5 separate regions of the Homo sapiens genome follow, and regions 1, 2, 3 and 5 are each linked to region 4. A link is a loop called in an ENCODE intact Hi-C map of the cell type or tissue named here. Cell type or tissue: HCT116. All regions are shown on one strand.

What was found. A loop is a pair of places that touch in the nucleus more often than their neighbours do. Peaks named below come from ENCODE experiments on the same cell type or tissue, not always from the same donor. Only the 100,000 strongest peaks of a DNase experiment are listed, where the experiment ranks them.
Region 1: a loop joins it to region 4, with 11 times the contacts of the local background. A loop is called at or near these places in 12 of 110 quality-filtered maps.
Region 2: it touches region 4 in a loop (5-fold over the local background); 33 of 110 quality-filtered maps call a loop at or near these places.
Region 3: a loop joins it to region 4, with 9 times the contacts of the local background. A loop is called at or near these places in 13 of 110 quality-filtered maps.
Region 5: it touches region 4 in a loop (16-fold over the local background); 20 of 110 quality-filtered maps call a loop at or near these places.

Annotation. Positions count from the first base shown.
Region 1 is chr2:63,542,065-63,547,064 of GRCh38, forward strand. The region is part of intron 1 of WDPCP (WD repeat containing planar cell polarity effector); the gene reads right to left. Among named protein-coding and RNA genes, the nearest start is that of WDPCP, 44 kb to the right of the region's middle. In HCT116, a CTCF peak has its summit at 2,171 (motif pointing left); no DNase peak of the experiment used is centred here.
Region 2 is chr2:63,486,125-63,491,124 of GRCh38, forward strand. WDPCP (WD repeat containing planar cell polarity effector) reads right to left here. Exons shown (of 18, transcript NM_015910.7): 3 at 1,323-1,370; 4 at 418-462. Among named protein-coding and RNA genes, the nearest start is that of WDPCP, 100 kb to the right of the region's middle. In HCT116, CTCF peaks have their summits at 1,044 (motif pointing left) and 2,197 (motif pointing left); a DNase peak (open chromatin) is centred at 2,177.
Region 3 is chr2:63,186,166-63,191,165 of GRCh38, forward strand. All of the region lies in intron 14 of WDPCP (WD repeat containing planar cell polarity effector), which reads right to left. Among named protein-coding and RNA genes, the nearest start is that of OTX1, 140 kb to the left of the region's middle. In HCT116, a CTCF peak has its summit at 2,974 (motif pointing left); a DNase peak (open chromatin) is centred at 2,976.
Region 4 is chr2:62,785,120-62,790,119 of GRCh38, forward strand. The region is part of intron 5 of EHBP1 (EH domain binding protein 1); the gene reads left to right. Among named protein-coding and RNA genes, the nearest start is that of EHBP1, 82 kb to the left of the region's middle. RefSeq lists an enhancer at 174-243. In HCT116, a CTCF peak has its summit at 2,411 (motif pointing right); a DNase peak (open chromatin) is centred at 2,412; H3K27ac peaks cover 3,329 bases.
Region 5 is chr2:63,021,319-63,026,318 of GRCh38, forward strand. The region is part of intron 19 of EHBP1 (EH domain binding protein 1); the gene reads left to right. Among named protein-coding and RNA genes, the nearest start is that of EHBP1-AS1, 25 kb to the right of the region's middle. RefSeq lists an enhancer at 2,345-2,414. In HCT116, a CTCF peak has its summit at 2,337 (motif pointing left); a DNase peak (open chromatin) is centred at 2,313.

The sequences.
Region 1 (5,000 bases), 760 kb after region 4:
GATTATCCAAAATAAGTGACTGCATAGCAATATCTTGGACGGGGTTTGAATGAACTATATATTTAACAGAGCGTGTCAAATGTGAGGACTCCCATTCTTGAGACTATATGTATTACCTAAATGAAACTATTTGAAGCCTGAATACTGCATTCAATAATACAGGCCTGGGAAGGAAGCATTTTTTTTTTCTTCCTGAAGTGAATTTGATGCTTCTGAAAGACTGACAGATTTGGACGAGAAAGTATAGCTCTAAACTAAATTAAGTATTCACAGAACAAACACTGCAGCTGCAAGAGCAATTCAAATTTCCTATCACCAATGTTTCAATCCTCTTTTAAAAGAACGATTTCTGAGGTCAGAGGTTACTCCCATTTTCATGGCTATTCAGCCCCCTGGGTAATGTAGCTACCATGGGTACCATTAAATAGTGGCAATTGCGATAATGGTTATATCTGCAAAGCAGCAAGTAACTTTATAAAGGCTCCAACTATTACAAAAATAGTGATTTTACAATTCCACAAATTATTTCTGTAACATTTTGTCTAAAACTGGCTTGCATTACTCAAATACTAAATATGTATTTTTAAAATATTAATTACATGTTTCATTCCAAAAGTTTCAAAGGAAACTTAAAATAAATTTAAAATGAAAATATATATCATCAAACAAACCATGAGCAATGGCCCAGCCACCTGGACTTACAGTAATCCCAGGCAGTCTCTGACGCATATGTATGTCCATGAGTCTGTGCACATATACATCTGTTTCACAAACAGAAGGAAAACACCTCTTCCCTTCAAACCTCCTCTGCTAATTACTAGTAAAAAATCTAATTATTCTTATATATAAGGAAACTTGAACATATTCTGAAATAAATGTGTAATAATTTATTCATAAGCAATGAAACATTACCTCAAAATAAAAATATCAAATATTCAAAAGAAAAATACTAAAGGTGGTAGTTTTGAAGAGAAGTAGTAAAACATTATAGTGAAAGAATTTCATAAAACATAAATCTAGATTTCCAAAAATGCTGTGATTTTTGTACAGTTGTTTGTTAATGGAAAATAAGTTTTAAAAGAAAATCATTTATATCCTATATTGTTTCACTACATTAGTGAAGTACAAAAATCAGTTTTGTATGACTCTGCATCTGAGAGAGCATTATCTTATTCACAGAAAAATAACATATACGAATACACATATAGTTTGTGTAATTCTGTCAGTTATAATAGCCTACTGAAGTACTTAAATTGATCCTGATTTTCTGTGATGACCATTGAATGCTTTGAAATGATAAGACAGCCTTATTTTGTGCTTCAAAAATATTGAAAAATATTTAAATACAAATGTAACAGAAACATTATTCACAAAATCACGGGAAAACACAGATGGCTTTTCTTTTTAATTCCCAAAAAGTATTGTGTCTCAAATTGGAAAATAACTTAAAAGGAAAATAAAACCTCTCCAAATTAAGACTTAAGGCTTTAAATTATTATCCATATAATTTTTTTTTACTTTATTTCAACATATAAATAAAACAATAATAATTATTTTTCATTGCAGAAGCTGATTCTTTAATAATTTAATGACTTGAATATACATAGGAATGCAAGGGTTTTTTCAGTGAATAAAAGAAGACACATAGGCCAAAAGGAAAGCTACTTTTCAAGTTTTAACTGATCAACAATTACTCGATGAGATATAATATTACAGAAAATTACTCAAATCCTAGGGCATTTTAGAATAATTTGAAATAGTAGAAGGTAAGCCTCTTTAATTGTAGTCAGAGAGCAATTTAATATTTAAATTTTACAGAAAACCAAATTGGATCAGTTTTTTGTTGTCGTATTTTCTTTTATATTTTATGTACTTTATTTGTACTCTGGGGAGGGTGGTATGGTTAGCTGAGCTTAAAATGCAATACAAACAATATACCAATAGCTTGAGACTTCTAGTGTAAATCACAAGATAGGTCCCCATTTAAATCCCAGACCAAGTAATAGCAAAGCAAGATTCATTCATTCTATTTTAGTATTTTGATAATTCTTATTTCCAAAGAGTTTCTTCAAACTATAATTTTAATTTCATCCTGACACCTTTTTTCAAAAAATGCATACTTCATTATATGGTCCTTGCACAACTGCACCACCTAGTGTTTACTCAGTAATTCCACAAATTTAATAAAGTTCTCAGCATTTAAAACAAAACAAAAACCCCTACCATCACCACCATGATACCACCATACTACATCAACCATCTAAACTTTGTTATCTTCAACTTATAAAGTTTAACTTTGTTTGACTTATAAAAGACTTATAAACTATTAAGTTTGGGATATATTAAAATTTTGGATTTTAATTATAATCTATTTAAAATATTCTGAGTGTACACTGAAATACATATTTCAAATGTGTTCAAACTGATTCTCTATTATTTCAAAAAGACTCACTTTTAAAAATCTAGAATGTATTTCAATGTCAAAATTAATAGACAAAAATGAGAATGGTAGGTGGCCTACCATTTTCATGGGCAAAAGCGATAATGGTGTATATCTCCTCTTCTCTCTACTCCTTTGGCTTCCTGAGGACAACAGAGTAGTAGGCAGAGTAGGCTCTTTTGCCTGTTCTTCACTCAGAATCATATTTTAAAAGCTGTATATAAGGAAAGGTATGCTACTATTAGTTTCCTCAATAGTTATTAGATTTTTTAAAATTAATGTTCCTGTTACAGTGTTGAGCAATAACTTTTTTAAATGTGCATCTGTGAATGATAAATTACCATATTATATGAAATTTAAAATATTAACCTGAGACTTATTTAATAATGTACCTGATTATTACTAATCATTATTGCAGTTCTACATTTTAATCAGGCATAAGTGATAAACTATTCATGTGAATTACTAGAATCAACATTGACTTTACATAGTTAAAACTAAGAATTCATAAAGTAAGCTGGAGGGAGAAAAAGAGGAATTCAGGCAAAACAGAAAGGTACTCTAAGGCCTTTCCAAAGACTTTATGATCCATTATCTACACTTGGGAGAGCCAATCCTATTCCTTTTCTAGCAGCAGGGTGCCACGGCCATGGATTACAGAATTCCCTGGCTGGTAAGTATACCAGTTCTCCAACTTGCCAACCTCCAGTGTTGAAAGCCAGGAGAGAGCCAAATACAATTTGGCTTAGAGTAGTAGTCCTAAGTGTTAAAGTGTGTGAGTAGAATGTGTGTGTGTGTGTGCACGTGTATGTGTGTGTATGTGTGTGTGTGTGAGAGAGAGAGAGAGACAGAGAGAGAGAGGAGGGAGAGAAAGAGAAAGAAAAAAAGAGACAGATGAATGAAAATGGAGGGCTTCAATCCAAATTGAAAACTAGTCCAGGCTTCCCATTTAAACTGCAAAGGTATGCAATCAAATCTTCTTTGGATAGTGTCTATTACCCTCTGTTCTCCAGCATCAGGCTTCTATAATGATGCATTTTCTTATCCACCCTGTGATAATCTACCCGAACATTTTATTTTTCACCTTCTTTCTAGTCGAGGTATGATTTATATAATTTGTTCCTCTAAAGCAGGGTATAAAAAAAACAATCCAAGTGATTTTCTTGGTGCCATGATGTCAAGTAGAACTCAGATCCACCTAGAAACATTCAAGTGTTCATGGACCACAGTGTATTCTCTAGAGGCTGAAGGTACACAAGAATATGACACACCTCCTTGGCAAAAAACGGTGCAATGGTCTACAAAGGGCTCTTCCAGCCCCTCTCGTTTCTTCTGAACGAGGCGCTCAGATTTAAAAAAAAAAAAAAAAAAGTACTGTGAAATGTGCCTGTGGATTGAAGGCTTTTCCTGACTCACATAAAACTTACCAAAACCTTTATCTTTGCTAGACTGATGCAGGGTCTTGCTCCCATGATCCTAGAGACCAACTGTAACAATACAGTCTCCTAAGATCTGACAGCCATACCTCTCAGGATCCTAAGTCTAACCCAGCACACCAAGGAACTATACCTACAAAAATATTGTGGGATACTATATTCACTGAAGCAGAAAAATGAGAGCCACGCTTGGGAGGGCCTTAGCCTGTAATTAGCTCCTCTGATCAGCAAAATGGAGAAATGGGGTAACACTCATTACTGTTCCGCCTAAAGAATAAAATGAAGTGAAAATGGTAAAAGGAGATATTTTATGCATGACGTATGTGGAAATAGATAACTCAGAGCCTTTAATATGAACTCAGAGCAAAACAGTAATGTAGTTTTTAAATTCAAGAGGAAAGAAGACAGAGTCCAGGCCTGCTCAAGGTAGGGGATCTAATAGACAATCCAATTCTAACAACAAGTTTGAATTCTCAACATAAAAGGGAAAGAAAAGTAAACTCACCCAATCTTTCCTACTCTAGAGAACTCCAACTAAAATTGCCTTGGCACTGAAAGGAGGCCAGGGGATTCTGTACCTGAGACACCATAGCCTGAAGCAAGCCACTGCATACAGTTACAGTCCAAATTATCTTGACTGGTGTATTCAAAACATTTTAAATCTTGACTTAGCCCAAACTGGTGCCAGGCTTGTAAGTGACCTCAAATGCACAGCATAAGCAAACAAAGTTCCTCTTGGAAGAATAATTACAAGATCATTCCAGAGCCCAAAGCCTTATTTAATTTTTCAAATTTAAAAAATGACACAATAAAACAAGGTATCATGAAAAAGAACCAGTAAAGGTATTAGAAAGCAGAAACAAACTCAAAAACTTAATATATTGGAATCAGGCACAGAAAATAAATAACTATATTTATATCTAAAGACATAAAAAACAGGGTTGGAAATACTGCAGAAAACAGAAAACTATTTTTTTAAAAAAAAGACAAAAGATTTCTGAGAAGGTAAATAAACTAGAAATGAAAAATATAATACTTGAAATTAGAAACTCAATAGAAAGAATTAATTCCAGATTAGAGAGCTGGGAAACATGAAAGAGTGAGCTAGTTTAAAAGACAGTTTA
Region 2 (5,000 bases), 700 kb after region 4:
TATATACTGGAGATCAGAAAAGACTAGAGTGAATAAAATGCTAATACTGATATTACAAATACTATTTTCTTAAAAATGGGTAAGACATGTTAACAATTTAGGCAAAGTATGAATAATTAAATGTTACTATCAGAATTTAAGCTTGGTATAATTATCCTAAATATACTAATATATAGTTCATTATGAAATTTTATGTTTATATAAACAAACATTTTATCAAAATTGAATAGAGATTTCAACGATCTAAATTAGAAAGGCCTGACAAATACAATTGTTACTTATATGTTTATATTCCTAAGTAATAGGAATTTAAAAAATTTGGAGGGAATAAAGTTTCCTCTTTGTTCCAGATGAATATTTTATAATACTGAACTTTACAGTTTTATAATAATTCCAAAAAATATAAAGTAAGCTTACACTCTGCCAGCTTCTGCTTCTTTTCTAAGTTACCATGCTCTGTCGCTGATATTGTGGCAGAAGGGATAGAAAGAAAAAAACAAAAGTAGAATTTATTTTTATTATAATGCCTTGTATTTTAATATGTACATGTATAAGGTATTATTAACATTACATGCATTATTGAGATTAATAAATTATGCTTAGGTTCTAAAAGGACAGTTGAAAAAAATGCCATAATTTGGATGTTTTCATTTCATAGAGATATTTCCTAAATTTGCAGTGAAAGGGCACAAAAGGTGGACCAATATCCTGAGCTTCCAATCTGATCAGATAGGAAAGAGAACTGCAACAGAGCCCAGAACAGAAGCTGCTTCAGTCTGTCATCAGAACCATGAAGTCAGCCTATTAACCACTAAGCTAAGCACACAGGCTGCTCACACAAGCCCACTTCAACGGAGACCAAAACAGGAAGTAACTCTAGCTAGAAAGACCTTTTGGCCCATCATAAAACTTCTGGGATTAGCAGGATTAATCAGATAAAGAAAATTGATCATTCACTCAGAAATGCCTATTTCAGATATCAGGTGAGGATCCAGGAGGCCAGCATCAGTAGGACCCATGCATTAACAATGCCCTCTACTGGGACACTGATAAATAAATGTGAATAGACTGCCCTATAATCAGCCTGATCAGCAGTAAAATGAAAATTTTCATGTCTTTCTACAGCATTTTCTCGATACTACTTTATTTTATATAGAACAGATAGATATCAACCTCAGCATTTTTCTAAAGAACTGAAGGGACTTTTCTTAAAATTCTAGAATTTATCTAAAGCTCATGAGAAGAGAGCTTTTAATGGTCAGTATTTCATGGTTTAGAATATTTAGTTAATAAAAATTAATTGCACAGAATAGGTACTTTACCTGGTGGATCTTTCTTGTCATAATACTGGTAGATCCCAATGTCTCTATCTATAGAAAGGAAGAAATAACATTAAATTATGATTTAAAAGTCCCAGAGAATAAGAAGCCAAGCCATACTATATTAGGGGAAGGATAGGGAGAAAAGCAGAAACAGTCTCCTTATGCTACTAGAAATAAAATGGCTCAAAAGCATCCGGAGATGAGTTCGTCTATTCTAGGGATATGCAGAAACTGGAAAGTTTATCAATCTAATGAGAAAAGATTTACACAAAACTAGAATGGCATGAGAAAAAGATTAGTAAAGAACTGAAATCAAGAAACACCAAGTTTTCTCTTTCACACATCCTCTGATATTTTTCACAGGGTTCTACCAAAAGGAACTGCCACTAAGCAATGCCAGATGAAATCAGTGGATGGAAGAAAATGCCCTGTTGGATTCTGAGCTGTGGTTTTCTTTTCTCCAATTTAGCTCAAGAGTCTAGTTCCTATTCTACGGCATTTGGGAGAAATCCACAGACGAGAAAGGGAAGATTAGAGGAACGTTTGGATACATTATTATCTGAAACTTGTTTAGACAGGGAAAACCCCTTCTAAACCTAAATTCGGACACTTTGCTGGGGCTACCTAAGAAGCAAAGCTGGGCTTCCCAGATGTCAAGATTCATTTAACCAAGGAATTATTCCAGTTTAAATATAAGAGAACAAAATAATTTTGTCCATTTTCTTCATATCTATGAATAATAAAATATTTCTTTCATTGAAGGAACATTTGTTTTCTTCAATGCAAAATAATTCTCAGTTACTAACATAAGGATAAAGAGTATACAACTGTTTCTAAAGAGGTGGAAGCAGTACAGGCTGCCCCCTAGTGACTGACTGCTCCAGACTTTCTCAAACTGAATGATAAAACTTCAAAAAAAAGTATTACTGCTATAATTAACTTTTCAAATATAGTCTTTCAAAATAGTCAATTGCGTGTACTTGTTAAAGCTCTATTTTATTCATCATGCCATTAGTAGAGGCATACAATTTTAAAGAATGCAGTTTATGTCTACTGGTTAGACTGAATATATCTAATAAGGATTTATTGCGAAAAATCATGAGTAGGACTTCTTGGATACTGATATTTTATTTGTTGTCCTGGATGGTGATTTTATGGGTGTTTTCATATTCTGATGGTTCACAACATAATCTTATGATCTTTACACTTTTCAGTACATATATTATACTTCAATAAAAAGGCTTTTTTAAAAAATCTAAGAACCACAGGCACTACATATGCAGACAATATCTCCATTAAAATATTCCACCCTATAATTATACTCATCATTCCATACATCCAAATATATATCATAACTCTAGAATAGAACTATGAAGATCATAAAGAATCCTGAATTATGTGCACAAGTCTGACCTACTGCATCTGGCCCAGAGTGGAAACTGTCAAAACACAAGCAGAATAAGGAGAGCATCCAGTTAAGAAAACCTGCCCTACAGTGGGTACCAGAGCTGGATGGGGAAGGTGTCCATTCAGAGAGTCAGCCTGACATGGTGTGTTAGAACTCCAGCAGGGTAAGAACACTCACATGAAGCAACAGCCTGGTGTAGGGTATTAGAGGCTAAACAAGGTAAGGAGGACATTTACATATGGGGGCAACCCAACATGGTATATCAAATCCCACATGGGGTGAGAAGGGTATCTATACAGGGAAGGAGTAGCCACAGAGATAGGGGATTGACTGCAAACAGGGTGACTGATAAGTCAATAAATAAAAAATAGGGGAGCTCCAGGTTTCCCACTGTCTGAGAAGAAAAATACAAATATGGAAAGGGAGAAAATTAGAATGAACCCTATGGTGGTAGATAGGAATGAGATGTACCAATGTAAACTCATGGTTTCAATATAGAGAGATAGATACAGAAATAAATATGGATGTAAATATGTGTGTATACATAGATACATACATTCTGCAAGCTCTGTCCACTGAGAGGGCCTGGGAGCAGCAATGTTCCAATAATGAGTGCACCTAAAGCAGAACTTGGCTTCTAGAACCCTTGCCCTCTAAAAGGAACAAAGCTCCTTAGAAGAGTGACTGATTCCTAGGCTAGGGAAAGGAAATTACAACATGAGTCTGGAACATTTGTTGTACCAGAAAGAATTAAAGTGCTCAGATTTTGACAGGGACATGTCAAAAAGACACAGAAGCCAGCTTGAAGAGGGTCCCTCTGGCCACATCAGGGACAATTTAAACATCAAAATACATAATGAAATAAAATAATGATATGACTATAACAACTCCATAAAGTGGAAAACTTGAGTCCACAGAGATAAAATAAATTGATCATATATAATAATATATTTAAAGCATGAGGAACAGGATATTTACATAATTTCAAGGTATTTCCCTATGAAATACTTACTAATCACAAAGAAGAAAGTAACTTTGCAGTGGAGAAGCCGAGCAGACACTATCTTATCAGGTAATCATGAATATCATCAGGAAAGGGACAAATTGAAATTATGCACCACCTGATAGGATGCATTGAAATGCATAACCTGAATCTAATTGTGAGGAAATTTCAAATATAACCAAATTTACAATCATCCTACACAATAACTCACCTAATATCTTCAAAAATATTAAGGTCATGAAAATGTAAAAAAAAAAAAAAAGGCGGAGGATGAAGAATAACCCAGAATGAAGGACACTAAAGAAACATAACAATGCAATATGTTACTGTGAACAAAAATCCTTTTCCTAAAAAAAGAACAATGATGGGACAATTGGTAAACTGGTCCATTTAGACTGAAGTACATCATTGTTAATTTCCTGATTTCAATGGCTTATACAGTAATGCAGGACAAAATCCTTTTTGTAGGACATATACATGAATGTATTTGGAGGTGATAAAGCATCAGGCTACAACTCTCAAACGGTTCAAGAAAAAAAATTCTCTGTACTGACAATTTTTCTATAAGTTTGTGATTATTTCAAACATTTAAAAAATAAACATCAAGCATAATGAGAGCACATTAACAGGGTTACTAATTTAGTCTAGATAGCAGGAAAGGCTTCTCTAAGTGACTTAATAAAGCCGAGCCCTAAAGAAGTAGGATTCATAAAAGGTTAAATAGAAGAATGTCCCAATAGAGAGAATGGGTAGGCCCTGCAAAAATGCAGTTGGGGTTGAAGACTATTCTCATGGGGCTACTGTGCACCACTGTGTGATTCTTCTCTAAAAACCATTCACTGACTCAGAATAGAAGGAACAGGGACAGAAAACTTGAGGACACATGGAGGGACAGGGAAGGAATTTGCTGGGCATGAACAGAGGACAAGGGGTAAAAGGGGATCAAGATGGAATAGCTCAGACTTCCAACCATGGGGTCCAAGCTGGGTAGGAAGATAAGTGAAGAAGACCCAATGGACTAGGAGAATGTCAAGTGATTAAAAGGTTGACCATCTCAAAGAAGCATAAAACCTAGTTATATGAGAATAAGGGAATAATATGAAAAATGGGCAATTATGATTAAAGAAGAAAACATTTCAATTAAAAATTTTGACCAGCAGTAAAATAAGTTCACTTTGGGATTTCTTTTTTCTATTTTCTGAGATTTCTTTTACACTTTTGAATTTTGAATTTTTTCTGCAACATATTTTTAATTTCCAAGAGACCT
Region 3 (5,000 bases), 400 kb after region 4:
GAAAGTCAGTGCAGACTGGCTTTAGATCACAGTGCCATCCCTGTCCACAAATCTTGCCACTTGGGGAAAACCATGGCTCTCTAGCAAATCTCCTCCCTCTCTGGTTCCACAAAGGGGGAAAGCCCAATTTCAGAACCCATGGCTTGAATGCACTCCACAACCACCACTCAGTTCTGGATGTGGGGGCCCTTCCCCACCTCCAGTCCCAGCACTCCATTCTCCAGCCCAAGAATCTCTAATGCCCATGGCTACTGTTGCCAGGTTACTGAATCCTGCCCAGTTTGTTGTGAGCCAAGATTGAGAAGAGCATCCTCCTGTTAGATCCCAGGTCTGAGAAAAATACTGGAGCATTTCCCAGCATTTTTCTTTCTCAGTCTCCTGGCCTCTCGCCATGTTAGCCCCAGGGCTTAGAAGGGCCGAGGTAGTTTCCCATGGCCTGGGTGGCATGGTTTCTCAGAGGAAAGGTAGATCACAGAGGTACACAATTTGCTCCTCTACCATATCGGGGACTTCACTCACAGTTCTCAGCCAGATGCTGCTACTCAGGGTGCCTTCTCACCTTTTATTTTCCAGGATTTGAATTTCTGTGCTCCTTCTTGAATAAAAGAGCACTATATGACTGTGCACTGTTTTGTGTGTGTGTGTGTTTTTTTTTTTTTTTGCTTCCAAATAGGTGAAGCATGCTAAAAGAGTCTCTGATCTGCCGCCTTGGGGGAAAAAAAAGAGAAGTCCTTTATTTCTTTATTGATCTTATCTTATATCTGGTGGTCCTATCCATTATTGAAAGTGGGCTATTGAAATCTCCTACTATTACTGTGTTGATATGTATTTATCCCTTCAATTCTGTCAATGTTTGCTTCACATATTTAAGAGCTCTGATATTTAGTGCATAAATATTTATAATTACTATATCATCCTGGTGAATTGACCCTTTAATCATTATATAGTATCCTTCTTAGTCTCTTGTGACAGTTTTTGACTTAAAGTCTATTCTGCCTCATATTAGTATAGATATCCCTGCTGTCTTTTGGTTATTGTCTGCATAGCATATCTTTTTTCATCCTTCAAGTTCAGCCTTTATGTGGTGTTAGATCTAAAGTGCTTCTATGCAGCATATCACTGGATCCTATTTTTATTTTTTTTATCCATTTAGCCAATATGTCTTTTGGCTGAGGGGTTTAATTGCCTCACTTTAAAGTAATTACCGATATGGAAGGATTTTCTGTTGCCATTTTGTTACCTGTTTCCTGTATATCTTGTGGCTTTTTGGACCCTCATTCTTCTGTTACTGTCTGTCTTTGACTCCCTTCTTTGTCCTTTTGTGTGCATTGTATGGATATTTTGTGGTTACCACTGCAATTGCAGAAAGTATCTTAAAGTTATAACAAATCTATTTTAGGCTAATAACTTAATTTCAATTGCATACACAAATTCTCCTTTACAGCTGCCATTTCCCCCCTTATGTTATTGTCATAAATTACCTGTTATATATATTGTGTACCAATTAACATAGATTTATAATTGTGTGTGTCTGTGATTTACTCATTTAGACTTGTATATACAAGAATTAAAAGTGGATTTATGCACTAGAATTACAATATAGGATTCTATATTTATTTAAATGTTTATCATTAGTGGAGAACTTTATAATTTCATATTACTATGTTGGTGCCTACCATCCTTTGTTTAATTTGAGGAACTCTCCTTAGTATTTATTGTCTAGTAACATTGACTAAACAGCTTTTGTTTATCTGGAAAGGTCTTCATTTCTTCTTCATTTCTGAAGGACAGTTTTGCTGGATACAGTATTCTTAGTTGATTTTTTTTTCTTTTAGCACTTTAATCATCCCATTTCTTTTTAGCCTTCAAGGTTTCTATTGAGAAATCTGCTGATAACCTTAGTTGGCTCACTTGTACGTGATGAGTTGTTTTTCTCTGGCTGGTTTCAAGATTCTTCCTTTGACTCATAACAGTTTGATTATAATGTGTCTTGGTATGGGTCTCTTCAGGTTTATCATAGTTGGAGTTCATTGAGTTTTGAGTTTGTAGGTCCATTTCTTTTATCAGCCTTGGGAAGTCTGTAGCCACTGTTTGTTCAAATAAGCTCTTTGTCCCTTTCTCTTTCTTTCCTCCTTTTGAGACTCCTATACTACATATATTATTCTGCTCAGGTTCTGTTAATTTATCTTCATTTTTTTTCTTTTTTCTCCTCAGTCTCAATAATTCCAAATGTGCTAACTTCAAGAACACTGATTCTTCTGCTTGCTTAAGTCTGCCATTGAACCCCTCTAGTGAATTATTTAGTTCACTTATATTTTTCAGGTCCACAGTTTATTTTTGTTTTTTTTTCAAGAGACAGGGTCTTGCTATGTTGCCCAGGCTAGTCTTGAACTCCTGAGCTCAAGCAATCCTCCCTTCTCAGCCTCCCAAAGTGCTAGGATCAGAGGCTTGAGCCATCATGCCTGGCTTTATAATTTTTTGAAAATAGTTTCTCTTTGTTGATATTCTTATTTTGTTCATGCATTGTCTTCCTGATTTCTGTGCAGTTCTGTGTTCTCTTGTAGGTCTTGATCATCTTTATGAGAGTTATTATAAATTCTTTTTTAGGAAGCTTACAGATCTGCATTTCTTTAAGGCAAATTTCTGGAGCTTAATTTTGTTCCTTTGGTCAGGCCATGGTCCCGTTTCTTTGTATGCCTTGTCGTCTTTTGTTGGGATTTGAGCATTTGAAGAAACAGCCACCTTTCTCAATCTTTATGAACTACTTTTACTTAGGGGAAAACTGTGACCAGTCAGGCTGGCTAGAGGTTCTAAGACCTCTCAGATTTTTCCTGGGGATGCGTTTTCTTTGGGGTTGTATGTTTACTTTTAGTGTATCTGGGTGCTTCTGACTGTCTTCTTTCCTGTGTCTTCGCGGGAGCCGTTTCTGTTGTAGTCCTCTGCCCTTAATCTCTTGCTCCCCCTAGAGCCTGCCTGCAGAACCGCAGAGTCTCTCCTGTCTAACATGCTAAGGCATTAACCTCTGTTTTCAGTGGCCTCTAATCTTGTACCCAAACTATGCAAACTGTCATTCTCATCAGTTCCCTGAGCAAAGCACTGCAACCCACAAACAAGTTAGCATGCTGGACTTAAGTTTCACTCTATTTCTTCTGTTCCAAGGGAGGTGTCAGGCAAGCAAAATGCAATGAACTCTCTTACCCTCTCAGGCACCATCCATTCTCTTGTTTTTGCACTTGCCTGAGTCCTGTAGTCCATTAACTAATTTCTAGATTTATCACAAAGCTATTTTTATGTATATGTTACAGGTGATTTGTCTCCATAGAAAAATGAGGGCCTGGAGCTTCCTAATCTGCCATCTTGCTAATGTCACTTATGTATATTATTTCCACAGTGTGTATATAGATCTACATAGATATATATATTTGAAAACTGCAGCAGGTGAGGACTAAATGCTTTTTCCTTGACAGACAAAACATTGTACTTATTCTCACCTTGAGTCCTTTTCCCAATCCTTACTGTTATTGAATTTCTTTTTATATTCCATTAGAAGATACATATAGCATATGGACTGTCTCCTCCCAAAACTTTCTGTAATACATTCTGCTTGGATATGCTAGTACTATTTTAAGGATGAAAAGTGTAGTAGGTCCTTCTATTAACATACTTATTTTCCAGAATATCACTACATGGATCAATTGTACTCTTTGCTATTCAGTAAGATAAAATGAAAATGTATCTCTACCAGTAAATGGAGTTCTTAGATGGTTTCATTTTCAAATGTGAAAATTAGGTTTCATTGTTCATTCTTAAAAGCAAACATTTATTGAAGGTCTATTTTGTGCAGATATCTTTACTGATTGGGGGATATAAAGATGAAGCAGACATAATCCCATCCTTAATGAGCTTACAGTGTGATAACAGGGTGGGGAGAGGGGGCAGAAAAAAATAAACAAATAGTGACAACATAGAAGTAGAGAAGAGGCCGGGTGCTGTGGCTCACGCCCATAATCCCAGCAGTTTGGGAGGCTGAGGCGGGCGGATTGCTTGAGCCAAGCAGTTCAAGACCAGCTTGGGCAACATGGCAAAACCCCATCTCTTAAAAAAAAGAAATACAAAAACTAGCCAAGCATGGTGGCAGACACATGTACTCCCAGCTACTTGGGAGGCTGAATGGGAGGAGCACCTGACCTGGGGAGGTTGAGGGCTGCAGTGAGCCGTGATCATGCCACTGCACTCCAGCCTGGGTGACAGGGTGAGACCTTGTCTCAAAAAAAAAAAAAAAAAAAGTAGAGGAGAAAAGTTTTTAGAAGATGCTAAAGGACATATTTTGGGTCCTTTATATTTGTAAATATGTTTAAATTGTGTTTTCCTCAATATAAAATGAAAGTAAGATCCATAGTGGCAGCAACTTAATATGGTTATAACTTTTAGAAAGGACACCAAGAGTTAGAAAAAAAATTTATATTAACTATTTTAAATCTGATAGTCTTAGATTACAGCTATAATATGTGATTATATTTTTGAAATATAATACTGAGTGTACTCAATTCCAGGAAAGGTTCTAGATGTGACTAGTACTTTGGTACCACCTACTAAACAAAGCTTAATGTCTTAAACTAATGAACTACAAAGAAGCAGAATTTTGGTGGGGGTGGGGTACAGGATGGGATAGGGAGTGATTATAGCCTGAATGACCTATTACTTTATAATCACCTTTGTGTTCAGTTTATGGAAAGGTTAAGTGTTTGGTCTGAAAGATCCTGAATTGGGTAAATTTGAATTATTGCTCGGAAGCATGAATTACCTAGAATTTTGCTTTGTCTTCCTAGAACACAGATTTTAGACTGGGAGTCCATGTGCCAAATTCAGTTTATAGATGTTTGATCTACAGTATTTAACAACTATTTTGAATTATTTACCAACACTTAAAAATTGGGACATTTAGGGCTGGGCATGGTGGCTCACGCCTGTAATCCCAGCACTTTGGGAGGCTGAGGCAG
Region 4 (5,000 bases):
ACTCTTACAAGTATTGTGGGATGTACTGTGGTATTTTCTGTTCTATCCTGATGTTTTAGAATGCTGTTTGCAAACCGCTTAATTGACTTTGCAACCCATTAAAATGAATTCACCATCCACTAATGGATCATAACCCACAGTTTAAAAAAGATATTTCTATAGAGAATGAATTGAAATGTGCAAAACTGAAGGACTTGAGATCAGATAGGCAACTGATTCAGTTATCCAAGTAACAGATGTCATGGGCGTGAACTGGGACAGTGGCCTTAGCAGGTGCAGACAGAGAAGAGGCGAAAAAGATTCAGAAGTGTGTAGAAGGTAGTGGAATCACTTCTTAGTGACTCATTTCAAGGGCTAAGGGAGGTCAGAGAGTGTAGGGTGACTTCCAGATTTCTAGTTTGAATGTTTAGATAATTTGCTCTTAGTCAGTATAGAGAACACAAAGGAAGAATTGGTAGGAGTGGGTTGTGGCGGGGGAAAGATATCCAGAAGGCAGTTGGATATATCAGTGATTTTTTTCCAAGTGAGATTCCTTTAAATTTTATTTTCTTTTTCTTATTAAAATATATATTTTAAGGCCCTGTATTCTCCTTCACCTTTCTTATACAACCTACTTTTTCTTACATTGGTTTCTAGTGTTTTTATGTGGATTGCCCTAAAATATTTTTAAACTTTCTGCTTATGCTGTAAACTACTGTAATACCATTCCAGTCTTTTCCAGGACATATATAACTCCTTGCCCAAATGAAACTTACGAAACTTTTTTTTTTCTTTCTGAACCACATCATCCTTTCCTCATCCATCAGAGGTAGTGATCTCATTTTTCTGACCTTTCTGCGTGTTGTTCCATTTTGTATTTCCAGCTTTGTGGGCATTAGTTGTCTACTGCATTCCCGTATGTAACCAACTAAACATTGTTATAAGCAGTGCAGCAATGCTTGCTGGAACTTGATAATTTTCTGCCACTTGTGATTCAGTTAAATAGATCAGATTATAGTCATATTAGGGTTTGGCTGGGCAGTTCTGGCTTTGAAATCTCTCATGCAGTTGTAGTCTGAGGTGGTTGGGGTAGAACATGAGGGGAGGAAGGACTGGAGCCCATGAGATGGACCCTGGCATTTCATGTGGTATCAAGGCCTCTCCATTTCCTCTCTTTCAGTGGGTTAGTGTGGATTTTTTTCAAGGCAGTTGGATTACTTTCATGGCAGCTAAAGACTTCAAGAATGACTATTCTAGCTCTCCCAGTGTAAGTTGCATCACCTTCTTGACCTAGCCTTGCCACATAGTGTTACTTCATCATTTTATGTTAGCTGTAAGCCAATCACAAACCTGCCGTGGTTCAAAGGGGAGGGGAATTAGACTCTACCTCTTGATTGGGAAGTGGTAAGGCTCTAGAAGAAAATGTGGGATGAGAAATATTTTTGTAGGCAATCTGCAATAGCTATGTAGAAAATATATCAATGTCATCATACAGATTTTTAGTTTTGCCTGGAGTTTGCTACTGTGTTCGTACTGCACCTTGAATCTTAAAGATTAAGTTAGCTTTTATGATTTAATTTTTCACATCTTGTTTAATTTCTGAACTTGGATAATTTGCTTTCTCCGCAGCAGAATTAAGTATATAGTTATGAAGATGCTTTAAGCCTATGTGTTAGGTTTCACTGGTACAGGACAGTTGCAGGCAGCAGCAGTTTGGCCAGCTCTGCAGAGTGGGCAATTTTGAATTGCATGTTATCTTGTGTGTTTTCTAAGAGCAGTTCTTGATTCCTGTCTTCAAAACTCTAAGGGACCCCTGTAGCCTGTTGAGTAGACTGCTGAAAGTTTTAAATAACTGAAAATACGTTCTCACTTTAACTGCTATGTTCCTTGTTAGACCGCAGGCATGGCTGTATGACATAAACCAAATATTACTGGCTGTATTTCATAGCCTTGCAAGTTTTCATTAGCAATAGGAAATGAATCTGACAAGACGCTGTCTTTCTTTAAGTATGTGCACTATTATTGCTTATTTTCAGAAATAAGCTCCTATCAGTATAGTCATGATTTTTGACTGATAAAGTTTAGTTCCCAGTTCTGCTGCCGTGCTTGAATTATACTTAATAAATATCATTTGATAATCTGCTGACATAAATACTAATTTTAACAATGGTTCTAAAGTTATATTTTATAAATATACTATGCAGGAAAAGAAATCCCTGAGGATAGAAAATACAAAACAACAATTAATATGGATACTCCTGTTGCCCCTCCTGCACCACCCCACACTGCACCGCTGCCCCCCCCCCCCACCCCCTTGCTCCATTAATGTGTTCTTTCATAGAGGCGTGGCAAGTTTGTCTATATTGAAGAAAGCCTATCTGGAATAGTCATTTAGTGTAATGCTGTTTAGAGTATTATAACCACTTGATGGCACCCTTTGATTTGGTACAAACCTCATTAGCCATAGCACAGTGCAGCATAGTAGTTGTAATGGAATAACACATAAGAACTAAAGACTGCAAGGTATCTGGTTAATGTAGAGATGAAATGAATGCAATAGCAAGGCTAAGCTTTCCTGACCCTTCATGAAAGAATAGATGAAAAAAGGAAGAATAAGCTATTGTGCCAAAGGGAGATGATGAAATTCAAGATCCACACACATAATCTCTGGCTCAGCCTCTGAAATGTTAATCCCTGGGTAGAATTATTTGAGCTATAGATTGCAATTTATCATCAAAATGGCACTGTGTCAAACAATACTTTTTATATGTGTGGTGTTTAGAACTATCCAATTTTAATATAAAATGGTTCACAGAGCACTGGCTAATATTTAAGTAGCAACTCTTTAAGGTTGTGATTTGGGGGAATGGAGTAGGATGGTTTCTTTACATCAAAATATGAATTGTGTTTTAGATAGAAGGCTTTGGGAGAATTTTTTTCTTTTTCTCAGTGACAGTTTATTTTTAATGCCAGGAAAAGGGATTTTTAAAGAATGCCTCTTTTAAATTAAGTGGTTTAGAATTGTTTTCTTTCATAGACAAATGATGTTTTTGTAATTATACAATAATTCTGTAATTTTTTCTAACATTGCTTAAAAATATGCTAGCTGATGAAATGTTATATATTTAAAGGTTTATGTGGTCTTTCCTATTCCAATATAAAATATTTGTATGTTTTCTCTTATTTAAATCACCCAACTTCTGCCCACTAGGGAGTGGAGTCATAATTCGTATGTGTTGTGATGTTTTTTCCCTTAAAACCAAATTCTTCCAATTAAAAGAACTAAACTTTGATAGTATAGGTGGAGGGGTGGGTATTGCATATGTCTATTAATCTGTCACTCTGAGTAATACTCATGTTATGGACTTTTCCTGTGTACCAAAAAAAAAACCCTGTTGTTATTTTCTAGAAAATTAGGAAACTTAAAATAACCCTGTTTCTGGAATCTAGAAGCTTGAAATTCCAGTTTAACTATATATTTTTCCTTTAAACTTTATCATACTAATTTATAAGAGGCTTTTTTTGCCTCCTTTCACTTAAGAAAAGCAATTATTTTCTGTTATTACTAAGAAATTATTTTACTTAATTTTGTTTTTATATTCTTCTTACCTGTTTCTGAAGGTTTGCCAATAAGCTTGATCTTTAACAGAAACCTATATTTAATTTACACCTAATAGATCATACCATTCCAGTACCTTCATTACTAATTGCAGATGTTGAAGGCATGCTGTGACCCTGTTAGATGTATTAGATGCTGTAGCACAAATCTATGAAACGCCACTCATCTGTGCATGAATAATTCTGTGTTACCATATTTTAGCTCTGGTGGGAAAAATATTTGATTTACTGGTGGTAGGGAACATGAGAGGAGTCACTGTGAAAAGCATATGTCCTGTGAAAATGTCTTGTCTTTGGCAGCTGTCTTCTTTTAGTGATCATGAAGAGTTAAACCTTAGATCCAGAGTCACACCTATGGAGACTAGAAGTTGTGCATGTTTGAGATATTGCTGGCCCTTTATAATACCCAGTCATCAAGAACAGATAGTATGGAGTAGTCTTTTGGCTGTTGCCATTAATAAGAGTGCTCTGTGAGACTGCATAGCCATTTCAAATTGTTTTTGGAGGCAAAGGGTTCAGAATGTACATTAGGAAGACACAAACACATATATATGTAGTAGAAAAAGACCTTGGAATTCCTAACTTGGTAAAATATTACAAAGTTGCTTCATCTATTTACGTAATTACATCTGCTGACGTTTTAATTTAAATGCCACCTAGAAAGTTGATAGAGTTAAGTTTAGCTGAGTGTTTTAAAAATGTGACTTTCTCAACTATGTAACACTTCTCCACCCACCCACCCACCAAAAGGCCTACTCCCTGCTTTCTGTTTCTGAGGACAGAATGTTATAAAGGACGGTTAGTGCCTCAAACGTGCACAACCTCTGATCTTCAGAGGTCTGGCTCTGGATTTAATTCTTAACTATTCATGATCACTTAAAGATGACAGCTGCCAAAGTCAAGATTTCAGTAACCTTTTAAGTAAGCTCCTGGTTCCACACGGAGTGCCAATGCATACATCTTCCAACCCACTGCACTGGCAGTCTCATACCCAATGCTGAATACAGTGTTCCAGCCTGGTGCCTTTCAGCACACACAAAACTGATCAATGTCCAATTTTATCCAACCACCCACACTAAATATGAAACCTCGTGATGCTGTCACAGATGCCTGCAGGGTAGCACTCCTGCAAATTTTAAAAAACATGAGATTGTTAAAACAACTAGGAAAAACCCCTTTCTGATGCCAGTTACCTAAAACTTACTTGTTTTTGAAGTAGCACCTTTAGTTTTCTATATGATGTCAGCGAATATAATTTGTTGAGAAAAATGTTTCTTACACATTGTTTTTCCACATCCTCCTAGTTTTATAGGCCTTATTAAATAGTTTCAGTGAGCCAGTCTTTGAAATAAAGCCCAGGTGAATATTTATATTTCCACTGTAGCAGCAGCATGCATTCTTGA
Region 5 (5,000 bases), 240 kb after region 4:
TTATTGTGTTGTTTTTCAACCCTTAGGTTATATGTAAAAAGTAACTTTAATGAATGTTTTGTGAACGCCATAATTTTCACAGATAGATTAATAACTAGGAGGAAGCCTTAGGAATTGTGCTAGTCCCTTTATCTGAATTCCTACACTTATTATATGAGTGTTAGGCACTTACAGAAGCAAACTGAACTTAGACATTGTATTTTGAGAAATCTATTTTAGGACATCAGGTAAGAGTCAACTTTGCAAATGCATTTATCCTCCTCTGTTTCATCCTGACTTCATCCCCTAAGAAGATTAACCAACATTTCATAATTTGTTTTGACAGAGAATGACATCAGAGATGGATAAGTATGTATGCGTTGGCCCCTGAGTCCCGAACCAAAATCAAGGTACTTTATAGAAGGGTGCAAGCTCTGTTCCGACACCTTTCTCCCAGTTTCCCCAAATGGAAACTTTTTTTTTTTTTAAAACGGAGTCTCACACTGTCGCCCGGGCTAGAGTGTAGTGGCTCGATATCTGCTCACTACAACCTCCGCCTCCCAGGTTCAAGCAATTATCCTGCCTCAGCCTTCTGAGTAGTTGGGATTACAGGCACCTGCCACCACGCACAGCTAATTTTTTGTATTTTTAGTAGAGACGGGGTTTCACTATGTTGGCCAGGCTGCTCTCAAACTCCTGACTTCGTTATCCGCCCACCTCGGCCTCCCAAAGTGCTGGCATTACAGGAGTGAGCCACCGCGCCCGGCATTCGAAACATTTTTACTTAAAAATACGGATGCTAATGTATAGAAACAACTGGATGCATTACTGACCCTTGTTAGGTCCTTCATCTTGGAGACAGAGCTGTCCAACTGAATAGTCGTGAACCTTACTTTCATTGTTATGCAGGCTTACAAAGTTGTGTTTTCACATCATTGGCCATTCTATTGTGGAGACATTGCCAGTTCCTCCTCTCCTCCTTCCTCCTTCCTCTTTCCTCCTTCCTCCTCCTCCTCCTCTTTCTTCTTTTTCTTTTTGACAGAATCTCACTCTGTCGCACAGGCTGGAGTGCAATGGCGCAATCTCAGCTCACTGCAACCTCCACCTCCCAGGTTCAAGTGATTCTCTTGCCTCAGCCTCCCGAGTAGCTGGGACTACAGACATGCACCACCACACTCAGGTTATTTTTGTATTTTTAGTAGAGATGGGGTTTCACCATGTTGGCCAGGCTGATCTCGAACTCCTGACCTCAGGTGATCCGCCTGCCTCCGCCTCCCAAAGTGCTGGGATCACAGACATGAGCCACCGCACCTGGCCAACATTGCCAGTTCTTCCAGTGGATGGTAGATTATTAAGTCTTTCTTTTAGTTACTCATTATGTTTTTAACACTTTTCATAGGCCTGTAGGTGGTTTGCATAAGAAAACTGAACTTATATAGTCATTGTATCTGTTCCCTATCCGCACTTGTCACTTCTGAGCTGAAATGTGAAAAGTATTCATGCACTCAAAGGAGCTATCTCATCAGAAAAAGTTTACAGTGTAAGTTAAAGAAAACCTGTTGAGTTGATACCTATTTTTTTTAAAAACATTAGAGGCCGGGCACAGTGGCTCACGCCTGTAATCCTAGCATTTTGGGAGGCTGAGGCAGGCAGATCACCTGAGGTCAGGAATTCGAGACCAGCCTGGCCAATATGTCAGAACCCTATCTCTACTAAATATTCAATAATTAGCTGGGCGTGGTGGTGTGCACCTGTAATCCTAGCCACAGAAGAGGCTGAGGCAAGAGAATCGCTGGAACCCTGGGCAGTGAAGGTTGCAGTGAGCCGAGATGACACCACTGCACTCCAGCCTGGACAACATAGCAAGACTCTGTATCAAATAAAAATAGTAATAAATCAGATATTTTTAGATGCTTAATATTACTAATTAATGTTTGTAATGTTTGCTTAATAGTTTGGTTTTCTTTAACCGTTTTTTGTTTTGTTTTAATGGAATTTGGAGGAATTTTTTAGAGAAACAAAGATTAATCAAAATAGTGTGATTATTTTTACAGCTGTGTAGCTTTACAGGATCAGATTTGATACAAATATATATACATAAACGGTTATTTTCCTAAGGAAAGACAGTGGACTTTACCTGTAAAAATGAAAGTATGTAAGTTAGTTTTATCCTCTGTGTTTAAACTAGTGACATTGATACATGAATTCACAGTATACAGAGTTGCAAACATCTGGCTTGTCAGTGTCCCTTGTACTTACTGACTGGTTGTAGACTGCTCTTCTACTCTTTACCCACCCCAAAGCCAACCAATCCCATGCCCCCAGTGCCAGTTCACTCTGAATTAATAGCACCACTTGGTGGCCAAAACTAGGAATTGTGTCAAGCACTAACGTTTCTTCCCTACTAGCATGTTGTCCTCCACATTAGACACTTCTGAACTGGAACCTGACAGATCTCTTCATGGCTATATCTGTTGTGCTTTTGAAGGATCTAGCTCCATAAGGAAAGTTAAAGATACAAGTCAAGGAAGACATTTAGATTGATATAATTGTTTATTTTAAAAATGAGTTTATTACAAATTTTAGTGCTTTAAAAAATTAGAGATAGTTTTATATTTCAGGTATAAAAATTTTCTAGAGAATTGAATTTTTAAAAGTCATAAATATTTTATTTTCTTATGAGAATAAAATTAGAGGGAGCCAATGCAAGGTCTGGTGGTTCATACCTGTAATCCAAGCACTTTGGGAGGCCAAAGTGGGAGGATCAGCCAGGCGCGGTGGCTCACACCTGTAATCCCAACACTTTGGGAGGCCAAGGTGGGCGGATCATGAGGTCAGGAGTTCGAGACCAGCCTGGCCAACATGGTGAAACCCCATCTCTACTAAAAACACAAAAATTAGCCAGGCGTGGTGGCAGGTGCCTGTAATCCCAGCTACTTGGGAGGCTGAGGCACGAGAATCACTTGAACTCGGGAGGTGGAGATTGCAGTGAGCCAAGACTGCACAATTGCACTGCCGCCTGGATGACAAGAGCGAGACTCCGTCTCAAAAAGAACAAAAAACAAAACAAAAAAGATGGGAAGATTACTTGCGCCTAGGTGTTCAAGACCAGCTGGGCAACACAGCAATACCCTGTCTCTACAAATAACTTAAAATGAGCTCAGCATGGTGGCATGTGTTTGTGGTCCCAGCTACTCAGGAGCCTGAGGCAGGAGGATTGCCTGAACCCAGGAGGTCAAGGCTATAGTGAGCTGTGATGATGCCACTGTATTCCTGCCTTGGCAACACAGCAAGACCCTGTCTCAAAAAAAAAAAAAAAAAAAAAATTAGATGGAGTCAAAATTTAACACTTTTAAGACCATTTGTTTTTACTCAAATGCTTATTTTGAATCAAAGTTATACTGAACATTGCTATTCAAAAGTAGAATACTGGTTGGGCATGGTGGTTCACACCTGTAATCCCAGTGCTTTGGAAGGCTGAGGTAGGAGGATTGCTTGAGCCCAGCCTGGGCAACAGAGTGAAACCCCATGTCTACAAAAAAATTAAAATTAGCCAGACATGGTGGTGTGCACCTGTAGTCTCAGCTACTCAGGAGGCTGAGGCAGGAGGATTGCTTGACCCCAGGAGTTCAAGGTTACAGTGAGCTATGATTGCTCTCCCGAATTCTAGCCTGGGCAACAGAGCGAGATCCACTCTGGGAAAAAAAAAAAAGTAGAATGCCATTCTAGAAAAAAGTACTAAACATTCATAAAGCCAACAAAGTTTGGTTTTAGATAATGGAATTTCATTAAAAGATTAGTTTCCATCATTTATAGATGATAAAAATGTTTTCTTTAAAATCATCCTACAAAATTATTAGTGTAGATTAGGTAGATATTTTGCTAAGCTCTGAAATACGTAATTTGATTTGATGGCGACAAGTATGGGAAATGAAAATGAAGTACTGTGTCAACAGGTGTATTGTGAGGACTAAACAGATTTTAGACAGGGTTTTGATCTGTCACCCAGGCTGGATTGCTTTGATGCAGTCATAGCTCGCTGCAGCCTCCATCTGTTGGGCTCGGGCAATCCTCCCGCCTCAGGCTCTGAGTGGCTGGTACTGCAGGTGCACACCACCACACCCAGCTAACTAACTTTTTTGATTTTTAGTAGAGACAAAGCCTTGCTATATTCAGGCTGGTCTTGAACTCCTGAGCTTAAATGATCCTGTCACTTCGGCCATCCAAAGTGCTAGGATTATAGGCGTGAGGCTCTGGCCCTTTTTAAATGGGCTGTAGCTTTGGAGAGAAGGGAAAGGACATTACAACACAAGGACATAAAGCTAACTGCTTGAGATTGACGCATAAGATTTATGCCAGAATCTGAGGTGAACTATTGGGGTACCATGATATTCTTCACTCTATGGGGTATTTTAAAATTTATATCATGATAAAAGGGGCAACTGAACATATCCTGGGGATTAAGTTGAGAAGAAATATGAAAGTAACTTAATCCTTGGGAATTTTAGAGATTCTGGGAGTCACACATTAGATTTTCTCTAGACTTCTAACTGAACAAAATGGCAATTAGCACAAGGATTTTGGAATACACTTAACAGAACATGTGTAACCTTGGAAAGGGGAATGTCTAATGGAGGGTTTGCAATTGAGTAGCTGCTTTAAGAAAAGAAAAATGGGTAATGCGTAGTTGATGGGTTTGGGTGCATTGAGGGGATTTAAAAAGGCCGAATGATGTTAGGATGCATTTTGGTTGATTGGTGCAGTAAAATGAATACATAAAGACATTAGAAATATACTCAATGAAACTAACAACTTCAGACTTGCACTGAGTTGCCCAACATATTTACTTCTGTGGATAGTCCTTTCTAATGCTTGCATAGGCAGTCAGAAAAACTCTGACACTCTGCTGGGAGGAATCACCATGCCTTGCTCTATCAATAATTCTAGGAATCAAGAGAGGATACCGAAGTTTGAGTAATGAATATGGCTCTCTACCTTGTGTGTGTGTGTGTGTGTGTGTG